Linked DNA regions of Homo sapiens: region 2 is linked to region 1. Evidence: chromatin loops called from intact Hi-C (ENCODE). Cell type or tissue: CD4-positive, alpha-beta T cell. All regions are shown on one strand. Links, peaks and the distances in the headings refer to the core of each region. The heading gives the core; the rest is flanking DNA.

Region 1 (8,000 bases), core at 1-8,000:
TAAATGTTTGATAGAATTCACCAGCGAGACCATGTGGTTCTGGGTGTTTCTTTACTTCTATAAGGTCAGTAGTGAGGCCCCCTTTTTTTTTTTTTCCCCCTGTATTTTGGTAATTTCGTGTCTCTGGGTTTTTTTTCTTGGCTAAAGGTTTGTCAGTTTTGTTGATCTTTTCAAAGAACCAACTTTTGGTTTCATTGATTTTTCTATTGTTTCTATTTTCTATTTCATTTATTCACTGTAATTTTTATTCCTTTCTTTTACTTCCTTTGAGTTTAGTTTTCTATCTCCTGGTTCTGAAGGTGAAAGTTTAGATTATTGGATTATTGCCTTGAGATCTTTCTTTCTTTTTTTTTTTTAATATAGGCATTTACAGCTACAAATTGCCCTCTAAACATGGCTTTTGTGTTTTTGATTATTTGTTTTTGTTTTTCAGAGACAGAACCTCACTCTGTTGTCGATGCTAGAGAGCAGTGGCACAATCACAGCTCCCTGCAGCCTCATACTCCTGGGCTTGAGTGATCCTCCTGCCTCGGCCTCCCAAGTAGCTGGGACTACAGGCGTGTGCCACCATGCCTGGCGAATTTTTTAATTTTTTGTCAACACTGGGTGTCACTATGTCACCCAGGCTGGTCTCGAACTTCTGGGCTCAAGCAGTCCTCACTCCTTGGCCTCCCAAAGTGTTGGGATTACAGGCATGAGCAGGTGCTCAGCTTGCTTTTGTTTCTTTGCGCCTGGAGTGCAGTGGTGCGATCATGGCTCACTGCAGCCTCAACTTCCCGGACCCAGGTGATTCTCCCACCTCAGTCTCCTGTGTAGTTGGGACCACAGACATGTGCCATGATGCCCAGCTAATTAATTTTTTGTTGTGTGTGTGTGTGTGTGTGTGTGTGTGTGTGTGTGTACAGGGTTTCTCCATATTGCCCAGGCTGGTTTTGAACTCCTGGGCTTTGAGTCCCAAAGTGCCGGGATTACAGGTGTGAGCCACCACGCCCGGCCCTGCTTTTGTTTTTTAAGGTGGAAGATTAGGTTATTTATTTGATGTGATCTTTTTAAAATATAGACATTTACAGCTGTATGTTTCTCTTTGAGCCCTGCTTTAGGTACATCCCATAAATTTTGATTTTTAAAATTCACTCACTTTCGGAGGCCGAGGCGGGCGGATCACGAGGTCAGGAGATCGAGACCATCCTGGCTAACACAGTGAAACCCCGTCTCTACTAAAAATACAAAAAATTAGCCGGGCGTGGTGGCAGGCGCCTGTATTCCCAGTTACTTGGGAGGCTGAGGCAGGAGAATGGTGTGAACCCGGGAGGCGGAGCTTGCAGTGAGCCGAGATTGCGCCACTGCCCTCCAGCCTGGGTGAGAGAGCGAGACTCCATCTCAAAAAAAAAAAAAAAAAAAAAAATTTCACTCATCAGCCGGGCACAGTGGTTCACGCCTGTAATCCCAGCACTTTGGGAGGCTGAGGTGGGCGGATCATGAGGTCAGGAGTTCAAGACCAGCCTGGCCAACATAGTGAAACCCTGTCTCCACTAAAAATACAAAAAAAAATTAGCCTGACATGGTGGTGCACACCTGTAGTCCCAGCTACTGAGGAGGCTGAGGCAGGAGAATTGCTTTAAGCTGGGAGGCGGAGGTTGTGGTGAGCCAAGATCATGCTATTGCACCCCAGCCTGGGCAACAGAGCAAGACTCCACCTCAAAAAAACAAAAAATTTCACTCATCTAAGATATTTTTAAATTTCCCTTGTGATTTCGTCTTAGACCCATTGATTATTTAGGAATTTGTTGTTTAATATCCAGGCCAGGCACAGTGACTCACACCTATAGCCCCAGCACTTTGGGAGGCTGAGGCGGGTGGATCACCTGAGGTCAGGAGTTTGAGACCAGCCTGGCCAACATAGTGAATATAACCCCATTTCTACTAAAAATACAACAATTATCCGGGCGTGGTGGCGGCACCTGTAATCCCAGCTACTCAGGAGGCTGAGGCAGGAGAATCGCTTGTACCCGGGAGGTGGAGGTGGCAGTGAGCCGAGATTGTGTCACTGCACTCCAGCCTGGGCGACAAGGCGAGATTCTGTCTCAAAAAAAAAAAAATCTATACATTTGTGAATTCCTTTCTTTTGTTGATTTCTAGTTTTCCTTGTTGTAGAAGAATATACTTTGAATGATTTTCTCTTTTAATTCATTGAGGCTTTTTTGTGGCCTATGGTCTGGTTTATGTTTAATGTACACTTGAGTAGAATGTGTATTGTGCTGTTGTTGAGTGGGGTGTTCTGTAAATGTCTGTTAGGTTTTTAGTGTCTGCTGATCAAGTTTTTCTAACTCCTCGTTGATCTTCTGCCTCGCTCTCCTGTCTGTTAGGAGCCTGGCCCTGCCAACACCTTGATTCTGGACTTCCAGCCTCCCAAACTGAGACAGTTAATTTCAGTGTGAAACCACCCCATTTCTTCTGTTACAACCACCCTGACACAGGCTGATTGAGCTTAACCTACTGTGGAAATAAGTGGCAACCTCAGATAGTGCTTGAAGGAGGCGGAACAGATTGGCCATTTTGTGTGAGTGCATGTGTGCGTGTGTGTGCGTGTGTGTGTGTGAGTGCATGTGTGCATGTGTGTGAGTGTGTGTGTGTGTGTGTGTGCTGTGTATGGTTGTATTCTGCTGACTGCAGTCATGGATCCTTGGACTGTTGTGTGATTTTAGGTGCGTGCATGAGTGTGTGTGCGTGTGTGTGTGTGCATGCGTGTGTGTGTGTGCGCTGTGTATGATTGTATTCTGCTGACTGGTGTCATGGATCCTTGGGCTGTTGTGTGATTTCCGGTCCTGACTGCGTTTCACCTCTTCCCTGCACTATGACCGGCAGGCTGGAGGCAGCACGGCTGGAAGGGAGTGGTGGAGAGGGCAGCCGTTGTGGGTGAGATCAATGCATTTTGTTTACTACACATAAAATCTCATTCCTTTGTTGAATTTCAGGTCATTCAAAAAGTCTTCAAGATTTTATTCACAGCAAGGAATAATGACAGATGTTTACAGAGAAAGTTGCTGCTGCTTTTCTAGACAGTTTTCAGCAGTTTCCCCTCTGTTCTCTGCAGGCACGTCCTTGTGATGCCCAGGGCTGACTTGGCTTTTCTGATCCCCCGCTAACCTGTGTGTCCAGTTCCCGGCCTGCCCTTCCTCAATTTTGTGCATAATTTCAATACACTTTGCTAAAAGGAAAACTTCTCTCTATAATTGTCATATGCTGTTTATGTCTTAAAAGGTCACCTTAAATAGGTGATATAAAAAATGATATAAAAAATTTCAGTCAATGGCTGATTTTTTTAAACGCTCCATTTATTTGGAATGCACCGTCTTTCCTTTGCCCCTCGAAATGCAGTCACATTGCACTTGTGTCCTGGCCTGTCTAGTTGCACCTTATCCATGTTATCATGCAGCCAGGCATTTCTAATACAGTTTCACACTGCTAGCAAAATTGGCACTTCATGTACTATTAGCCTTGTAGAAAATAAGTTTGCTTTTCAGAACGCAGTAGCATCCCATTATGATACTGCGTGGACTCAGCTATACCAGGGACAGGTAGCACAAATGTCATCACCTCCACCCCAAGCTGTAGAACTATTGGCTCATAATGGGGCATTCAGCTCTAACTTCCAGTGTCCGCATTGGAAAGCACCAATATGATCTTCCGAGGGACTTTAAACATTTTATGCTTCTCTTTTTGGATTTCAATTTGAGTGAATGAGTTAATACAGAAACACTTTTGTCTTCAAAAAGCTTCCTTTTTTTTTTTTTTTGGCCATCCTCGTGCTGAAATCAGACAGTACAAGTCTTATTTCATTCCCTGGACCAGGACAAAGTCACTGGAATAAGAAGGCAAGAACCTTTATAGGCCCAAATGCCTTCTCATTGTAATGCATATGTTTTGGTTTTTGTTGGTTTTCGTTTTTTTTTTTTTTTTTTTTCCCAGCTGGGGTCTTGCTCTGTTGCCCAGGCTGGAGTGCAGTGGCATGATTATGACTCACTGCAGCCTCGACCTCCTAGGCTCAAGCGATCCTCCCACCTTAGCCTCCCGAGTAGCTGGGACTACAGGTGTGTGCAACCACAGCCTGGCTTATTTTTTAAATTTTTAAGATTTTTTTTGTAGAGACAGTGTCTCACCATGTTGCCCAGGCCGAGTTTGCTTTTTAAAAGATGACTCTCACCCGTTCTTACCAGGAGACAGTCACAGATTCGTTGTGCTTTGATGTAAAGATGAATAAGAGTGAGAACATTTATGTAAAAATGAAATGCTTTCAGCAAGAACTGGTTTTGTTTTTCTTTGTCAAGACACAATTCTGTGGGAAATAGTGTTACTAGATTTGCAGACATTTGCACGCCTGCTGGGCGGCGTTTTGTGTTTTGTTCCCCCCACCCACCCATTCCTTCTGATGAGACTGAGGAACTGGCTGCTGCCCAGCTGGAGTGTTCTGAGTGGCCTCAGAGCTGGATTTCTGGAGTTTCTGTTTCAGCAGCTGTGGACGGGCTGTTTTCGCTTTTGTAAACGTGATGGTCGGAAGCCCAGCAGGTGCCGTCGAGTTACAGTGTTTGCCTCTCTTCCTCCAGGGAGATGACAGTCTGTCTGCAGTCACCTTTGACTCTGATGTGGAGACGGTGAGTGCCGCTGGGTGTCAGCCGTGCGACCTCGGGCTGGTTGCGCTGCCCTTGCAGACTGCACTCGGAAGCGTAAAATAGGCCGTTCTCCACAATACTGTGTCGAGAGCTGGAATGCATATTCCGAATGCTCCTTGGTGTTTGAAAAGTTTCCAGCCCTTAGGTTTAAATACCTGTGGTGATAACTTTAAAACTTTTATCTGGACGTGAATCCTGAGCAGGGCTCATGTGAGACAGATTGCTAGTCCCTGGCCTGCAGCTGGTTTTGCCCTGCACCCCACGCCCTCATCCTGACACTTGAGGGGAGGAGGAGAGCCCCTGCTAATGCCGTCGGAAGGACCCGATGGGAGAAAGCAGACCTGGGCAGCCGCCATCCCAAGCTGAACTGCTGCCTGGCCTCCCAGCCCGGAAAGGAGAGGGGCAGGAGTGGTGTCCGATGGCCCAGTGGCACACTATGGCCCCGGACTGGGCTTTGGGTTTGTTTGGCAAGCTGTGCTGGGTAGAAAAGGAAGTGTGCCAATTGCTCTTCTCGTGTATGAGCGAAAAAAGCTTTTCTTACTGGAGACGCAGATCTAGCAAACCTGCAGCCAGCAGAACGAACCCGGCACCAGCAGATCTCAATTCCACGTTTGCTCTGTGGACTCAAGGGGGAGCCTCAGCTCCACTGTCTCCCTCCAGGGACCTCTGTTCGCAAAGTTAAGGATTTTCCCTCCATGTCACAGAGGGCAGGGGATGCTCCTCTGATGTTCCCCGGAGGAGGAGGGATCCAAACCAAGCCCCAGGGAAAATTCCCCCCGCGCAGAACTTGGGGCTCAATGTTTCTGCTGGAGGGGAAGTGAGGAGACCTGGCCGCGGTAGCCTTATCTGCTCGGTCTAGTGCAAGGTGATGAGGAAGTTAAGGTTGGAAGCATGGCAGCATCTTCCCCAGGCCACGGCACGACGGGTTGTGTGTCTCTAATGCAAAATCCAAAATGCTCCAAAAATGGAAACTTTTTGAGCACCCTCATGAGGCCACAAGTGGGAAATTCCACCCTTAAGTACTTCACACAAGCTTTGTTTCATGCACAAAGTTATTAAAAACACAATATAAAATTACCATTGCACTATGGGTATAATGTATATATGAAACATAAATGAATTTTGTGTTTAGACTTGGGTCCCATCCCCAAGATACCTCATTATATGGATGCAAATATTCCCAAATCAGAAACACTCTTGGTCCCAGGCATCTCGGATATGGGACACTCACCCCGTAGTAAGCAGTGGAACCAGATCTGGACCCCGTTCTGTGAGATCTGGACCCCATTGGGTGTTTGGCATCGTGGTTGTCACAGGAGACCACCTTCCAGACAGGGTCTCCCTTTGCTCGGCTTTCTTCCATAGTGGGCTTTGCAGTTGACTTATGTGCAGGGATTCATCTGACCACCTCCACCTGAGTGGACAGAGGTGCGCTGGGCTCCCAGGCTGGCTGTGCGGGCGGTTTGGGTGGGGGCAGATCCGCCATTTGTGTGGGACCCTCAGTCTGAACGTCAGGAGCCCGGGCCCGATGGTTTTCTGTAATTGGAACTTGTGCTCTGAGAGCCCAGCCCTGAGCACTGACGTGAGTGCATTTTTGTGGGGTCTGCATCGGGCCCTGCGTGTCCTGTTCCTGGACCCTCCTTACGTCCCCGTAAGCTCACGTCCTCTTGCTGCTCTTACACGACCCCTGACCCTTTCTGAACATGGTAGGGTCTTGTGATGCACCACTGTGGGAGCTCAGCAAGCCTTATGCCATTTCTTCTTTCTTTCAGAAAGCAAAAAGGAAAGCTTTCCACAAACCTCCACCCACATCGCCAAGTAAGTATGACGAGGCCTGCCTTCCCTCTCACGCCGACGTTCCCTGGTGTCCTGGAGAGAATGAAGGGTATTTGCTTTGTACATTTAGGTAGCTGAGACCTGACGCCTCAGCCAGTTGGCCCCATTCCCACTGGGGTCTCCCAGTTCGCGCTGGAGTCTCCCCCTTTCATGTTGGGGTTCATGCTGGGGTCTCAGGAGCACGTGGAGTCCCTGTTGGTGCCAGAGTGACGAGCCCTTTCTCAGGGCTGAGGCTGCCACCAACTCCCCAGTCTCCCCCGACAGTGCCTCTAGGCCTTTTGTTTTCTTTTTCTTGCTTTCTCAAAGGCTTACCTCTTCTGAATGCTGCCAGAGTTAAAGGATTTTTGACCTGGGATTTGTTCCTGAGAGTCGAAGTTACTGAGAAGGTGTAGTTGGTGGGACGGGTGGCAAGTTCACCTTTTTCCCCTTTGGATCATCCTGGGCTTGTTTTGCTGCCAGGGTTCTATTCTTCCTCACCCTCAGCAGGAGGAGGGCAGCATTTGCCACCCTGCTTGTCCAGGAGGGTGCCGCGGAGGTGGGGTTAGTCCAGGTGGCCCCGAGGCCCCTCTGTCTCTAATGCCGCTCTCGTGTACAGCAGCCCGTGTGCCGACCTTGTGCGTACGAATGTGTTCGTGACCCTGTAAATCCTAGGCCGGCATCCTGTGCTACCCCAAAGCCTGTGGCCTTCCCTGGCTGTGCCATCTGTAGATGTGTGTCTATTTTATATACGCGTATCATATATTTCAAAGGTTCAGTCAAGTATATGACGCACTCAGAGAATATAAACAAACTTTGCTACTAGCCCAAGGAAAACATAATTAGGTAAATCCCTGCACAGAAAAGAATGCATGTTATATGTTACAAATCAATATAAACACTAGAAGGAAATCACCTAGCAATTTGGATTTTTGATGTCCTTTCTCTCCTTCCATGGAGAAAATTGAGAATTGATATAAAGTAAAAGGCCAGGACCGGGGGTGCCTCCTGACTCACACTCGGGACCTGTTTTTCTCCGGGTTTCTAGTTTCGTGAGTGTAGGGACCATGTCTGTCCTGTTCACTCAGCAAGTGTTTTTCTCCAAGGCCTGGTCAACCTGCTTGTAGGTTTGCAGCTCCCACCACGTTCCGAGGCTTTTCATCGTCCTGGTCACTCTGCCAGGAGGGCGAGGCAGGCGATGATGTTTTCCTGCTTTCCGAGTTTGTCGTTTTCCGGGCAGTATCAAACGCTGGCATCTCTCCACCACCCTGTCTCCGTCCTCTCTTCTTCCCTCCCCGCTTTTATCCCCGCTTTCATGCTTTCCTGAGGAACCCTTCCTACTCGCCGATAAGCCCACACACTCTTAGGAGGGAAATGTAATGTGTAGGGCTTTTTTCTGCTCACTCATTTACTTGTATAAATGACAACTTAAATCTTTACGTTTTGGAAGAATTTGAGACTATCTGGGAGGCCAGGTTCTGTGGTCCCGGGTAAGTGAAGATGCAGCAGGGTCCCTGC
Region 2 (15,871 bases), core at 1,884-9,883, 120 kb before region 1:
GAGATGGCTGGGTGGAGAGTCTGCGGGAGGCTACAAGGCAAAAATCCCCTACTCCCCCTGGGCTCCTTCACAGTTTGTGTGTCCTCACAGAGCAAGGAAGTTCTGTGAGCCTCATTCAATCATCTGAGGTTCTTCCCAGGAAAATTATAGTGGGAACTCTGGCTTTGATGAAACTGCTTTTTTTTCAAAGCAGTTTGCAAAATAACCGGGGCCTTAAAAAACAATCTGGATGAAATGGTTTTTGCCATTTCAATTGGTTCTCTTCCAACGTGTCTTCCTTCCAGTAGGTTTCCAGAATATTTTGGTTTCAAAATTTGGGGGCACAGATTTGCAAAGTGGATTTCAACATGTCGGGTTTCAAAGGGGGCTGGCTTTGAAAGTGGTCTGGGCTTCTAAAAGGTTTGATTGAAAACTGGTTTGGTTCTCAGACATTCCAGAAGCTTCTCCCGGAGTCCAGAGCCTCCCAGTGGTGCTTTGGGAAGGGGGCCAGGCAGGGCGTCCTGGTGAGTGGACGTAGGGTGGGCAGGGCCACCCTTGTCCTGGGATGTTGTGGAGGACTTGGCACGCCCTGTCTCAGGCCTGGCTCTGGCTCTGGGTGGATGTTTTGCATCTTCAGAAAAAAGCTCCTGTGGGATATTTCTCCTCCAGCCGACCCCGCCCCCCAGGGCATTCGAGAAAAGGGTGCTTGTCTCTTGGTGAGAGGGCCACGGTTCCTTCAGTTTCTCCGTTCCTACGGGCCTCTTTCTTTTTCCTTTTTGAGACGGAATCTCACTGTGTCGCCCAGGCTCACTGCAACCTATGCCTCCCGGGTTCAAGTGGTTCTCATGCTTCAGCCTCCTGAGTAGCTGGGATTACAGGTGTGTGCCACCACATCCAGCTAATTTTTTGTATTTTTAGTAGAGATGGGGTTTTCCCATGTTGGCCAGGCCGGTCTCGAACTCCTGACCTCGTGATCTGCCCACGTTGGCCTCCAAAGTGCTAGGATTATAAGTGTGAGCCACCACACCAGGCCCGTTTCATCCCTGCCTCAGCCTGCATGCCAAGCTCCCTGGGTGCCCGCCCACAGGTGTCACCCTTTAAGGAGAAAGTGGCCTGGGGCTGGAAACAGGACTTTGTAGGGAAGGACAGCGCGTGTGAGAAAAGGCCTGTTGATGGGCACGCCAGGGTTTAATGGACGGCTCTTTGAAGTCATGGGCTGAGCCAGAAGGAATTGTCATGATGTCAGTCTCATTTCCAGATGGGGAAAGGGAGACCCAGGCTGCGGTGACCCACTGAGGCACAGGATCAGTGAGAACCCAGCCCTGGCTTTGCCCAGACCTCTCAAGGGCACTTCGTGGGACCATTGCCGGCCGTTGTGGCATCTGTCCCTGGCCTTGCCCCCATCCGTCTCTGCACAGCCCAGGTGGGTCCGAGCCAGCCCCAGGTCTCCAGGGTCCCAGCCCAGCCTCTAGAAGAGCCAGCAGCAGGGCTGGAAGGGAGAGCACATGCTGGGCCTTGGGGCTGCCTTGGACCTCAGGCCGTTGACAAGGAAAAGCGGAGAGTTGGGAAAAAAGGACAAATAGCTGAGCGCCAGCCGCAGTCTGGGGGACGGGAGCCTCGTGCGACTCTCGGAGTGCTGGCCAGATTGGCAGAGGGGAGGAGAGAGGAAAAACCCAGGCTCTGAGGAAAAACCTCTCCAGCCCAGCGCGTGGCCTGGCATTAACCCACTGCAGCCCCAGGAAGTGGTTCCACCCCAGGCAGCCAACAAGGCGGTGCCTGAACTATGTCTGTGGATGACGGAGCCACGACCTGTCCCTCAGGGCTCAGCGCTGCGGCTATGTCCAGGGACCCCTGGCTGTGCCCACGTCGGGGCTTCCCGTTCCTTACCTGCCATGAGAATGAGATGTCCAGGGACCTCCCTGCTCCAGCTGGGACCTGTGGGGCTTTGTCTGTTGTCCCGAGCACCTTGGAGATGTCATTTCTAACATTTTAACCCAGGAATCCCCCCACCAAGGGACAGAGTGCAAGGACATGATCGAACAGAAAAAGTTCTGGTACAAGATCAACCCCGTGGGGTGGTGAGTGCTGCAGCCCCGGGCCTCACATCCTGCCGTCCCTGTGGGAGATTGGAGCGGTCCCAGTGCCCACCGCTGATTCTCTGGCTCCAGCAACCCCTCCAGGTGGATCCGTCCCACGCAGCCTGGCCTGAAACACTGCCCAGCCACTGGGTCCAGTAAGACAGAGCCTCGAGTCATTCTGCCAAGAGGATCCAGAAACACAGACTTTTTCTGGGGTCCTGGAGGCTTCTGGCCCATGGGGAGCCCCTGGGTCCCAGCGATCCAGCCCTGATGTGCTGAGGGTGCAGGGCCCAGCTGCAGAGCAGAGGAGAGTGGCCCCCAGGGACCAGCAGCACGAAAGGCACACTGAGGCACACTGGCAGGCCTGGGCTGCAGAGAGCCTGAAGGTCATGGGGTAGCTGGTGGAAGCAGGAAGACCCCATACAGCAGCGACCACTGAGGCTGGTGCTGCACTTTCTCAGGGAATTGAGTGTGGGCTCCCACCATCCCGGCCACTGGCTTCCTCCAAAGCCTCCTCCTCTTACATCAGCAAACCTTCTGTTCGGTGACCCCCTCAGTGACCCTCTGTGCTTGCCTTCGTGGTCTTCCTCATGGAGGATTTCGGGTCAGCGTGGGGGTCAGAGGTCATTTCCCATACCCCCTCAAAGGTACTTCTTGCTGTGGTCCCCACACTCTGACACCCTCTTCTGAAATGAACACTTTTTTGTTGTTGTTGTTGAGACAGAGTCTTGCTCTGTCGCCCAGGCTGGAGTGCAGTGGCACAATCTTAGCTCACTGCAACCTCCACCTCCCAGGTTCAAGCGATTTTCATGCCTCAGCTTCCCGAGTAGCTGGGATTACAGGCATGTGCCACCAAGCCCAGCTAATTTTTGTATTTTTAGTAGAGATGAGGTTTCACCATGTTGGCCAGGCTGGTCTCGAACTTCTGACCTCAAGTGATTCGCCCGCCTCGGCCTCCCAAAGTGCTGGGATTACAAGCATGAGCCACTGCGCCCGGCCACAAACACTTTTTTTTTTTTAAACAAGTGAAAACAAGTTTATTAACAAAGTTAAGAAATAAAGAATGGCTATTCCATAGGGAGAGCAGCCTGAATAAACACTTTTTTTGTTGTTGTTGAGGCAGAGCCTCACTCTGTCGCCCAGGCAGGAGTGCAGTGGTGCGACCTCAGCTCTCAGCTCCCTGCACCGTCCACCTCCTGGGTTCAAGCGCTTCTTCCCCAAGTAGCTGGGACTATAGGCACACACCACCATGCCCGGCTAATTTTTCTCTTTTTAGTAGAGACAGGATTTCGCCATGTGGGTCGGGCTGGTCTCGAACTCCTGGTCTCAAGTGATCCGCCCTCCTCGGCCTTCCAAAATGCTAGGATTACAGGCATGAGCCGCCGTGCCTGGCCACAAACATATTTTAAATTTGAACAATAAAGGAACTGGACCAGGAAGTGTGGAGTTGGGGAGACCCTGCTCTCGCCAGGTGCCTTCCCGGCAGGTTGTCTCTGCCTCCCCTTGCACCCCTTGAATGGCGGGCTCCCTCTCCCATAGCCCCTGCCAGGCTGGATAACCAACTTCATTCTTATACCCGTCCGAATCTGCCCCCTGTTAATGGCACCCACCAGTCCTTGTCCAAACCTCGAAGCTCAGGACCTCACAGAGCACCACGTCCTCTTCTGTGTCATATGCAGCTGGATCTCAGTAAATGGCAATGTCTTCTCTACCCGGGACTGAACAAAACCCATTCCTCCTATGAAAGCCGATAAGACCTGGGGGCAGAGCAGCCCGCCTTCTGTCCCCGCGGCTTTAGGGGACACCGGCCACCCACCCTCAGCTTCTTCCCCCACTTCTTGGAGAATGTCTGCGATGTGGGTGAAGACTGGCAGAGAAAAGCTGGTGTAACCTTCTGCAGGGGTTTCGAGCAATTCTGAATCTCAGCTGGTGAGGAGGCCAAAACCTGCTCTGCCTAGCAGACTGGTCATGTCTCCCTTTCCCTTCCCTTCCCTTTCCCTTCCCTTCCCTTTCCTTGTCCTTCCTTTTTCCTTCCCTTTTCCTTTCCTTTCTTTTTCTTTCAGAGTTTCGCTCTTGTTGCCCATGCTGGAGTGCAGTGGTGTGATCATAGCTCACTGCAGCCTTGAACTCCTAGGCTCATTTCTATTTATTTATTTATTTAGAGATGGAGTCTCGCTCTGTCGCCCAGGCTGGAGTGCAGTGGCACGATCTCTGCTCATTGCAGCCTCTGCCTCCCGATTCAAGTGATTCTCCTGTCTCAGCCTCCCGAGTAGCTGGGATTACAGGCGTCTGCCACCACGCCGGGCTAAATTTTTGTATTTTTAGTAGAGTCAGGGTTTCACCATGTTGGCCAGGCTGGTCTCGAACTCCTGACCTCAGGTGATCCACCCTTCTTGGCCTCCCAAAGTGCTGGAACTACAGGCATGAGCCACTGCACCCAGCCTTCTTTTTAAATATACATTTTTTGAGACAGGGCCTTGCTCTGTGGCCCAGGGCTGGGGTGCAGTGGCATGATCATGGCTCACTGTAGTCTCCACCTCCCAGGCTCAAGCCATCCTCCTACCTCAACCTCCTGAGTAGCTGAGACCACAGGTGCCTGCCACTATGCCTGGCTAAATTTATATTTTGTGGAGACAGGGTCTTGCTGTGTTGCCCAGGCTTGTCTCAAACTCCTGGGCTCAAGCAATCCCCCTGCCTTGACCTCCCAAAGTGCTGGGATTACAGGCCTGAGCTGCCGTGCCTGGCCTGGTCACATCTTGAATGGAATCGGGCTCCGTATTGTCCAGATACCTCCCATATTAAAAAAGAACTGGGGCCGGCAGCAGTCACACTTCCCAGCCCTTCCCTGAGCTTGGGTCTGGTGGGAGTGTGGAGACAGCAACAGGGTCCCTGTGTGTGCAGTCTGGCTGCAAGACTCAGGGGTGTGCGTGTGTGCACCTGTGTGTGCACCTGTGTGTGCACGGGTGCAAGGGCATCTGTGTGTCGTTTTCTTACAGGAAGGCGTGGGCCAATGACCAGCTGGAAGTGCAGGTTCATGTGTCCTCAGACAGTGGCTGGTGCCTCACGCTGGCTTCTGGCTGTGACCAGGGTAGCAGAGAGAGCAAAGAGGTCCTTTCCTCAGGTGGGTGGAGTGGGGCTTGAGCACAGTCCACATGCAGAGATGAGTGTGGACTCGGAAGACCCTGACCCCCTTGTATCAGTGTGTAGGGGAGGTCTCAAGGTCATTGCCCTACAGAAACCAGGCTGGGTGCGGTGGCTCACACCTGTCATCCCAGCACTTTGGGAGGCTGAGGCGGGTGGATCACCTGCGGTCAGGAGTTCGAGACCAGCCTGGCCAACAAGGTGAAACCCCGTCTCTACTAAAAATACAAAAATAAGCTGGGTGTGGTGGCACATGCCCGTAATCCCAGCTACTCAAGAGGCTGAGGCAGGAAAATCGCTTGAACCCGAGAGTTGGAGGTTGCCGTGAGCCGAGATTGCGCCATTGCACTCCAGCCTGGGCGACAGAGTGAGACGCCATCTGGAAAAAAAAAAAAAAGCGTAAAGAATTCCCTCCCTGGGGCCGAGGTGGCAGCTCTCCACACCTTCCCACAAGGGTGCCAGCTGAGGAGGGACAGTGGAAGGGGCCCCTGCAGGGCTGGGGGATGCCTCTGAGCGTTCCAGGCAGGCAGGCACAGGCAGGAGCTCCTGGAGCTGTAGCCTCCTCACCCAAGGCTTCCAGCTCCTTCCTGTGTGGGGTCTCAGACACGCGACCCACCCGGACGTCCGTGACAGTGTAGCTTCTTCATCTCCGGCATGACCCGAATTTCCTCGGGGCCCCCCACTCCCTGGGGAACAGGAAGAAAATACCCATTTCACCCTCACTGATATACACAGCACACAGGCACCTACGTACACACTTGCACACATCCAGTGTCTCAGCCCGTGGCTGCTTCCGCCCCACTGCCCGTCTTTGTAGCAGGACACAGGTGCACGCCTGGGGCCCAGGGCTCTCATCCAAGCTGGTATGTCCCACCGCCCCCCACCCTCTCCCAGGCACCCAGCATTTTGAGCCCAGAATCATGGGAAACTCCCGTCAGGTCCACACGGTGCTGAGCCCAAGCCTGCAGGGCTTGGGGGAGGTGGGCTGCTCTCAGCTTCCCCCAGCCTGGCCTGGCATCTCCTGGACCCCCGCAGGGGTGGCAGCTCAGCCCCTTGTGGGTTTTTTCTTTGGGGGGACAGACTCTCGCCCTGTCACCCAGGCTGAGGTGCAGTGGCACGATCTCGGCTCACTGCAACATCCACCTCCCGGGTTCAAGCGATTCTCCTGCCTCAGTCTCTTGAGTAGCTGGGATTACAGGCGCCTGCCACCATGCCCAGCTGTTTTGTATTTTTAGTAGAGATGGGGTTTCGCCATGTTGGCCAGGCTGGTATCGAACTCCTGATCTCAGGTGATCTGCCTGCCTCAGCCTCCCAAAGTGGTAGGATTGCAGGTGTGAGCCACTGCGCCTGGCCCTGTTCCAGGATCTTGGCTCTCTGTCCCGGGCAGGGTGCTTCCGGGCCTCTTTGATTCTGGCCACAATGCTGAGCCTGTCCCGCAGCCCTGGGAGTGGCCCCCAGACCTTCCACTGCCCCAGGAATGGCTGACGCAACTATTCCCCCCAACCAGTGAGACCTGTGCCTGCCCGAGGAAGGTGTGAGCCGGGCCATTTAGAGGAGCTCCCTCGGGTGGATCCACCTCTGAGTCCTGGGCCTGCAGCCTGGCACAGGGCTCCTGGAGGGGCTGCATGGAGCTGGGCAGGCCGGGCCCTGGGCATCTTCCACCAGGGGGCAGCCACGGCTCAGGAACGCGACCTGCGGCGCACCCTTGGCTAAACGCGGCTGCACGCAGGGCATGGGGTGGCCGGCCAAAGCGCATGTGAACCTGGTAATGCAATGTCCCCCGTGGGTCCGAAAGCCCTGAGGCCACCCGAGTGAGCATCCCTCCAGCCCTGAGGCCACCCTCCCGGGCCTCTGAGACACGGTCCCTGTGTGGGTGGCTGTACAGTCCCGGTTCTGGACAGGCCGTGGGGGGCACAGGAAGTGGCTGCTCAGCCCCCTGGGCGGCTGGACCAGGAGGGCACTGGGTGATCTGGGGGCACCGTGGCAGGGCTGGGCCTGGTCACCCAGGCTCTGACGCCCTCGTGATTCCTGTCTGCTGGGCCCCACAGCGCCCTCAGCACCATGCTGGCCATGCTGGCCAGAGCTGTCTTCCTCCCACCAAACACTGTCCGTGAGGGCGACCTGTTTCCAGTTTGAACCAAGTTCACACTGACTCCACCACTCACTTGCTGTTGGGTCACTGCTCTGGGCCCCTCTGGGGGACTCAAGGAGCTGAGTGGCTCCGACTCCCCAGGCCTGAAGCCCCAAGACGCGCTGCCAGGACCACGCTGGCTGAGGCCACTCTTTGAGCCCCTCCCCCACAGGTGGCCGAGCACACACAGTCCAGTGGGCTGAGGTGGCCCCAAGGGCAGGAACGTGGCATCTCTTCCCACCAGTCAGTGGCTCTGGGGGCACAAGGACTTGTCGGGGGAAGGAGGCAGCAACCGCAGGTCAGAAGCTGGAAGCAGCGGCCACTCAGCAAATGACACAGCTGAGCCGGAAAACCCAGTCCCAGGGCTGTGAAGAGCTGGGGCCGGCCTCACGGGGGCTCCCCAGTTTCCCCTGCCCGGCCCTGGGCCGGCCTCACGGGGGCTCCCCAGTTTCCCCTGCCCGGCCCTGCCCTGCCCTGCCCTGCCCTGCCCTGCCCTGCCCTGCCCTGCCCTCCCCTCCCCTCCCCTCCCCTCCCCTCCCCTCCCCTCCCCTCCCCTCTCCTCCCCTCCCCTTTCCTTCCTTTTTCTTTCCTTCTTTCTTTTCCTTCTTCTTTCCTTCCTTCCTCCCTCCCTTCCCTCCCTCCCTTCCCCCCTTCTTCCTTCCTTCCTTTCTCTCCCCCTCCCCACTCCCTCCCTCCCCTCCCCCATCCCCTCCCTCTCCCCTCCCCTCCTCGTCCCTTTGTCAGGGTCTTGCTCTGTTGCCCAGGCTGGAGTGTAGTGATGCAGTGAGCTGTGATCGCACCACTGCAGCCTAGAACCTCCCGGGCTCAAGGGATCCTCCTGCTGCAGCCTCCTGAGTAGCTAGGACTATAGGCATGCGCTACCAGGCCTGACTTTTTTTTTTTTTTTTTTTTTGTAGAAATGGGGTTTTACTGTGTTGTCCAGGCTGGTCTTAGGGTTGAATTCCTCCTGCCTCAGCCTCCCAAAGTGCTGGGATTACAGGCATGAGCCGCCACACCTGGCCGGGATTGTGCTGAATATGTAGATCAATTCGAGGAGCACTGCCCATCCATCCTTGAACATGGGCCCCGTCTCCATTTACTTAAGCCTCTTTTAATTTGTCTCAACAATATTTTGTCTTTTTCAGCATATAAGCCTTGCACTTTTTTTGTTACATTTATTCCTAAGTATTTTGTTATTCTTTATGCTATTGTGAATGAAATTGTTCTCTTATTTCTATTTTCAGAATGTTTGTTGCCAGTATATATAAAATAAAACACTATTTATTTATTTATTTATTTATCTATTTATTTATTTAGAGACGGAGTTTCATTCTTGTTGTCCAGGCTGGAGTGCAGTAGCACAATCTTGCCTCACTGCCACCTCCGCCTCCTGGGTTCAAGCGATTCTCCTATCTCAGCCTCCCGAGTAGCTGGGATTACAGGTGCCCACCACCACGCCCGGCTAATTTTTGTATGTTTAGTAGAGATGAGTTTCACCATGTTGGTCAGGCTGGTCTCAAACTCCTGACCTCAGGTGACTGGCCTGTCTCGGCCTCCCAAAGTGCTGGGATTACAGGTGTGAGCCACCAGGCCCAGCCTACAATTTGTTTTTATACATTCATCTTATATCCTGCCACCTTACTAAGCTTTATTAGTTCTAATAGCTTTGGGGTTGATTTCTTAGGATATACAGGACCATCATCTGTGCATAAAGATAGTTTTACTTTTTCCTTTCCAATCTGGATGCTTTTAATGTCTTTGTTTTGTCTTATTTCATTTTTGTTTTTCCTTATCACACTGAGTAGAGCCTGCAGTATAATGCTGAATAACAGTAGCGCATCAGATGTCCCACTCGCTTTGTCCCCCTGTTAGAGGGAAAATATTCTGGGATTTACTGTTATATACTTTAGCTGGGCCAGGCACAGTGGCTCACGCCTGCAATCCCAACACTTTGGGAGGTCAAGGCAGGAGGATTGCTTGAGCCTAGGAGTTTGAGACCAGCCTGGGCAACACAGCAAGATCCCATAAAAAATGCAAACAAAATTTAAGTTAGCTGAGTGTGGTGGTGTGCACCTGTAGTCCCAGCTACTTGAAAAGCTGAGACAGGAGGGTCCCTTGAGCCCAGGAGGTCAAGGCTGCAATGAACTATGATTGTGCCACTGTGCTTCAGCCTGGGCAACAGAGTAAGACTCTGTCTTCAGAAATGTATATATATTAAATACAAAAATTTTAATATATTGTATATATTTTATATAATATAAAATATTTTCATATATAATACTTTATATATAATATACATATTAGCTGTACATTTTTCATAGATGCCTTTATCAGCCTGAGGAAATTCCCTTCTATTTCTAGTTTATTGTGCGTATCTATCTTAAATGGGTTAGATTTTCTCAAGTGCTTTTCCTGTAGCTATTGAGATGGTCATGTGGTTTTTGTCTTTTATTTCATCAATGTGATGTATTACAGAAATTGCTTGTTGAGGGCTGGGCGCAGTGGCTCACGCCTGTAATCCCAGCACTTTGGGAGGCCGAGGTGGGTGCATCACAAGGTCAGGAGATCGAAAGACCATCCTGGCTAACACGGTGAAACCCTGTCTCTACTAAAAATAAAAAAGAAAAATTAGCCAGGCTTGGTGGCAGGCATCTGTAATCCCAGCTACTCGGGAGGCTGAGGCAGGAGAATTACTTGAACCCGGCAGGCAGAGCTTGCAGTGAGTTGAGATTGCGCCACTGCACTCCAGCCTGGGAAACAGGCAACCCCATCTCTCAAAAAAAAAAAAAAAAAAAGAAAGAAAGAAATTGATTGTTGAATATTAAACCAACTTTGCATTCCTGGAGTAAATCCCAGTTGGTCCTCGTGTGTGATCTTTTTTTTTTTTTTGAGACGGAGTCTCGCTCTCTCACCCAGGCTGGAGTGCAGTGGCGCGATCTCGGCTCACTGCAAGCTCCGCCTCCCGGGTTCACACCATTCTTCTGCCTCAGCCTCCCCAGTAGCTGGGATTACAGGCGCCAGCCACCACACCCGGCTAATTTTTGTATTTTTAGTAGAGACTGGGTTTCATCGTGTTAGCCAGGATGGTCTCGATCTCCTGACCTCGTGATCCGCCCACCTTGGCCTCCCAAAGTGCTGGGATTACAGGCGTGAGCCACCGCGCCCGGCCGTGTGATCATCTGTATATGCTGCTGATTCGGTTTGTAATCTTTTGTTAAAGATTTTTGTGTCTATGTTCATGAGGCTAGTCCTCTGTACTTTTCTTGTTGCATCATTTTCTGACCTTGGTGGAAGGATAGTACCGGCTTCACAGAGTGAGGTAGGAAACGCTTCCTCCTCTTTTATTCTACGAAAGATTTGGCATTATTTCTCTTTCAGTACTTGGTAGAATTTACCAGTGAATCTATCTGGGTTGAACTTTCATTTGTGAGAAGATTTTTTTTTTTTTTGATATGGAGTTTTGCTCTGTCGCCCAGGCTAGAGTGCAGTGGCGCAATCTTGGCTCACTGTACCTCCACCTCCTGAGTTCAAGCGATTCTCCTGCCTCAGCCTCCCGAGTAGCTGGGACCACAGGCGCCCGCCACCACGCCCGGCTAATTTTTTGTAGTTTTAGTAGAGACGAGGTTTCACCGTCCTAGCCAGGATGGTCTCCATCTCCTGACCTTGTGATCCGCCCGCCTCGGCCTCCCAAAATGCTGAGATTACAGGCATGAGCCACCGCGCCCGGCCGAGAAGATTTTAAATGACTAGTTCAATGTCTTTCGTTGTTACAGATCTTTTCCAATTTTTGGTTTCTTCTTAAGTCACTTTTTAAAGTTTGTGCCTTTATAGGAATTCATCCATTTCATCTAAGTATTTTACTTTGTTGGTATAAAGCATTCATAATATTCTCTAAGAAGCCTTTTAGTTTCTGCAGGGTCCGTGACATACGCTCTTTAATTCCTGAATTTGATCATTTGTATGTTCTCTCTCTCTCTTTTTTTTATTACTTTTTTTTTGAGATGGAGTCTAGTTTTAGATCTCTTTGTATTTATCCTACTTTGAGTTGACTGAGCTTCTTCAATTTGTAGATGAATGTTGTTTTAATCAAATTTGGGAAATGTCTGGCCATTTTTGTCTTCAAATACTTTTTCTGCCCCTTTTTCTCTCCTGGGACTGCCATTACATGCATGTTGGCACAGTTCATATTGTCTCACAAGTCTCTGAGGCCCTTTTCATTTTTCTTCAAATTTTTTTTCTCCGTTCTTCAGATTGGATAATTTTTTTTTTTTTTTGAGATGGAGTTTTGCTTTTGTCGCCCAGGCTAGAGTGCAATGGCACGATCTCAGCTTACTGCGACCTCTGCCTCCGATTCTCCTGCCTCAGTCTCCCAAGTGGCTGGGATTACAGGCGTGAGCCACCATGCCCAGCTAATTTTTGTAGTTTTAGTACAAATGGGGTTTCACCATGTTGGCCAGGCTGCTCTTGAACTCCTGACCTAGTGATCTGCCCGTCTCGGCCTCCCAAAGTGCTGGGATTACAGGAGTGAGCCACTGCACCTGGCCCAGATTGGATAATTTCTATTCATTGATCTGTGGTCAAGTTCATTGTTTCTTTTTTCTGTCATGCGACATCTGCCCCTCTAGTGATTTTTTTTTTTTCATTTCAATTATACTTGTCAACTCCAGAATATCCATGTGTTTCTTTTTTATAATTTTTTTTTCACTTTTTAAATATAATCCATGGGGTCACATTTTTTATATTTCGTTTCTTTATTGAGTATCTCTATTTGCTGATTCATTGTTGATATGCTTTCCTTTCATTCTTTACACATAGTTTTCTTTAGTTCTTAGAACATCTTTATATTTCCTGCTTTGGAGTTTTGGTCTGAAAAAGTCAACATCAGAGGACACTCAGGGACAGTTGTTTTTGGAATAGGGATCATAAATTTGTGTTTCTTTGTATATCTTGTAATGACTTTGTGGAAAACCAGACATTTTAAATGACACACTGTAGCAGCTTTAAAGTATTATTTTTCTCCCTTGAGGGCTGATGTTGCTGCTATTTTTCTGTTTGTTTCTTTTGTAATTTGCCTCAACTTAGTTTGTGAACTCTGTCCCCTCCATGATGTGCAGCCACTGATGGCTCTGATTGTGTCCTTTTTTTTTTTTTTTTTTTTTTTTTGAGATGGAGTCTCGCTCTGTCGCTCAGGCTGGAGTGCAGTGGTGCAATCTTGGCTCACTGCAATCTCTGCCTCCCGGGTTCAAGCGATTATCGTGCCTCAGCCTCCCAAGTAGCTGGGATTGCAGCTGTGCACCACCATGCCTGGCTAATTTTTGTATTTTTAGCAGAAACGGGGTTTCACCATGTTGGCCAGGCTGGCCTAGAACTCCTGACCTCAGGTGATCTGCCCGCCTTGGCCTCCCAAAGTGCTGGGATTACAGGAGTGAGCCACCGTGCCCGGCCTCTGATTATGTTTTTATTATTTATTTATTTTAAGACAAGTTCTTGCTCTGTCACCCGGCCCGGAGTGCAATGGGATGATCATAGCTCACCGCAGCCTCAACTTCTGGGTTCAAGTGATCCTCCCATCCCAGCCTCCCAAGTAGCTGGGACCACAGGCACGCACCACCATGCCCAGCTGGCCATGGGATATACTTATATTGAAAAAGTGAATTATTATTTATCTGAAATTCAAATTTAATTGTACATCCTGTTTGTGTTTTTCTAAATATGGCAACCCTACCTGGGGGGATCTTCTTGTAGTAATTAATATGGTGAACTGAGGGTGCTCCCACATACCTGTTTCCTTCCCATCCTCATTCCCATTTGATGACCTCGCTTTGAGATGGAGTCTCGCTCTGTCCCCTAGGCTGAAGTGCAGTGGCGCGATCTCAGCTCACTGCAAGCTCCGCCTCGTGAGTTCACACCGTTATCCTGCCTCAGCCTCCCGAGTAGCTGGGACTACAGGCGCCCGCCACCATGCCCGGCTAATTTTTTGCATTTTTGGTAGAGACGGGGTTTTACCGTGTTAGCCAGGATGGTCTCGATCTCCTGACCTCGTGATCCGCCCACCTCGGCCTCCCAAAGTGCTGGGATTACAGGCGTGAGCCACTGCGCCCGGCAGATGACCTCACTTTTTATTTCACCAAGGAAATTACAGCAACCACAAGAGACCTGCTGGGAGCCCTCACCACATCCTCCCTCCACCCACCCTGAGTCTGCACTCTGCCCCCTCCACTGCCACGAGGAAAGGACTGCTCCCACCTGCCACAGACCCCCATTGTGCACATGTCACATGAGCCTGTGGACAAGCCCTGCCACGCAGGCCCCTTCCTGTTGTGTTTGTATTGCTGACAGCACACCATTCCTGACTGGTTCCTGTATGTACCAACTTTACAGATAAGAAAACCGAGGCTCAGTTTAAGGCACAGATTAAGATTATACAATCAGCCGGGCATGGTGGCTCATGCCTGTAATCTCGGCACTTTGGGAGGCCAAGGTGGGCGGATCACTTGAGCTCAGAAATTCAAGACCAGCCTGCCCAACATGGTGAAACCCCATCTCTACTAAAAATACAAAAATTAACCAGGCGTCGTGGTGGGCACCTGTAGTTTCAGCTGCTCTGGAGGCTGAGGCAGGAGAATGACTTGAACCTGGGAAGTGGAGGTTGGAGTGAGCCAAGATTGTGCCACTGCACTCCAGCCTGGACGACAGAGCGAGAATCCATCTCAAAAAAAAAAAAAAAAAAAAGATTATACACTCAATAAGATCTGATAGCTACAGTATAGTGTAAAAAATAACACAGCGGTAATCCCAGCACTTTGGGAGGCTGAGGCAGGTGGATCACTTGAGCTCAGGAGTTTGAGACCAGCCTGGCTAACATGGCAAAACCCTGTCTCTACTAAACATACAAAAATTAGCCAGGCGGGGTAGCATGGGCCTGTAGTCCCAGCTACTCAGCAGGCCAAGGTTAGGAGAATCACTTGAACCTGGGAGGTGTAGTTTGCAGTGAGCCGAGATCACGCCACTGCACTGCAGCCTGGGTGACACAGCGAGACTGCATCTCAAAAACAAAACAAAACAAAATAACAAAACCTAAAAAAAAAAAAGGGCCGAGCACCGTGACTCATGCCTGTAATCCCAGCACTTTAGGAGGCCAAGGCAGTCAAATCACTTGAGCTCAGGAGGTCAAGACCAGCCTGGCCAACATGACAAAACCCCATCTCTACTAAAAATACAAAAATTAGCCGGGCGTGGTAGTGGGCGTCTGTAATCCCAGCTACTCAGGAGGCTGAGGCAGGAGAATTGCTGGAACCCAGGCGATGGAGGTTGCAGTGAGCTGAGGTTGCACCACTGCACTGCAGCCTGGGATACAGATCCAGACTGTCTCAAACAAAACAAAACAAAACAAGACAAAACAACAACCAGAAGGAAGTAGAGGCAGGTTTGACCCCAGGGCTGTTCCTCTGAAGGGTTCCCCATTCGTCCATCTCTTCTCTGAGCCCAGGACCTGGCGCTGTTTGGCCTGGAAACCTCCAAGGAGGAGCCACTGCCACCTCCCTGGGGCCTGGTGGGGGTCATAGGTTGGCCGGTACAAGCAATAGACCTGCTTTTATCCTTCGTTCAACACCCGAGTCTCAGCAGACATCACACAACCCATCCTTGGCTGATTCAGGCAGTGAGAAGGGTCCCTCCAGAAGACCCCCAGGTACCCTTCAGTCTCTGCAATGGGAGGGTGGACCCTGAGATCTTCTGCACCCCAAGACCACACAGCACAGGAGAGGAGCACGTCTCCAAAGAGAAGCTGGGCTATGTCTGGAAATGGGCAAGCAAAACAGGACCTGTGGCCCTTCCCACTGGATGGGGAGGAGCTGAGGAAGGCATTTCGGAGGAGGTGACGTCTTACGGGGAAATTTGTGTGTTGGAATCAAAGTGAGGGAAGGGCTTTGGGGTGGAGTGGCCAGCAGGAGCAAAGGCTTGGAGGCCAGAGAGAATCTGAGCGGCACACAGGCTGGGGAGGGGTTGGCCGTGCCTCGGACACCGGCCTCTGCAGCTTGAGCCTATTACTGACCCAAGTCCCAGTATCACCAGGTCCCAGTGATTCCTCACAGCAGCCGGCGTCCCTCCCCTTGTCTCATTCCTGCTGGCCCCGACTTCCTAGCTCCGTGCTTCTCCAGGCCTCAGTTTCCCCTCTTCCAAGGCCAGGGCCCGCTCCCCTTCCTGGGGCTGCCAGGAGCCTAGAGCGTGGGAAACGGCTCTGCTGTGTGTCCGGGGCCAAAGACACGCAGGGGCGGTCGTGCCAGCCAGGCTCTCGGGCTCTTGGGCGCTCGCCACACTCTGGCGGCCAAACAATGCCCACCTCTGAGTAGAGCTGTGGGTGGCGGTAACCATGGTGAGGGGCCCTCCACGCCAACTGCCCATCCGGGGTCAGCCGGGCCCGTGGCCCTGGTTCCGGCTTTGTCTCGGGGCTGGAACTGGGCCCAGGGATGGGCTCTGAATGGCTGGCGGGTGGGAGGGCACTGCCCACCACATAGCGGCGGCTGCTGGCCGGAGAGAGGGT

What was found. Hi-C counts contacts between places; a loop is a spot of excess contacts. Peaks named below come from ENCODE experiments on the same cell type or tissue, not always from the same donor. Only the 100,000 strongest peaks of a DNase experiment are listed, where the experiment ranks them.
Region 2: a loop joins it to region 1, with 5 times the contacts of the local background. A loop is called at or near these places in 20 of 110 quality-filtered maps.

The regions. Positions count from the first base shown.
Region 1 is chr7:2,562,512-2,570,511 of GRCh38, forward strand. It overlaps IQCE (IQ motif containing E), which reads left to right. Exons shown (of 22, transcript NM_152558.5): 2 at 4,605-4,652; 3 at 6,443-6,488. Among named protein-coding and RNA genes, the nearest start is that of IQCE, 7.5 kb to the left of the region's middle. RefSeq lists enhancers at 4,041-4,220, 4,332-4,934, 4,501-4,550, 4,751-4,920, 4,935-5,536. In CD4-positive, alpha-beta T cell, for the core only: no CTCF peak of the experiment used is centred there; DNase peaks (open chromatin) are centred at 4,640 and 5,629.
Region 2 is chr7:2,444,717-2,460,587 of GRCh38, forward strand. It overlaps CHST12 (carbohydrate sulfotransferase 12), which reads left to right. Exons shown (of 2, transcript NM_018641.5): 2 at 1-3,768. Among named protein-coding and RNA genes, the nearest start is that of GRIFIN, 24 kb to the right of the region's middle. RefSeq lists silencers at 3,747-3,930, 7,758-7,837 and enhancers at 6,520-7,175, 7,176-7,829. In CD4-positive, alpha-beta T cell, for the core only: CTCF peaks have their summits at 6,876 (motif pointing right) and 7,077; DNase peaks (open chromatin) are centred at 6,865 and 7,605; H3K4me3 peaks cover 742 bases; H3K27me3 peaks cover 852 bases.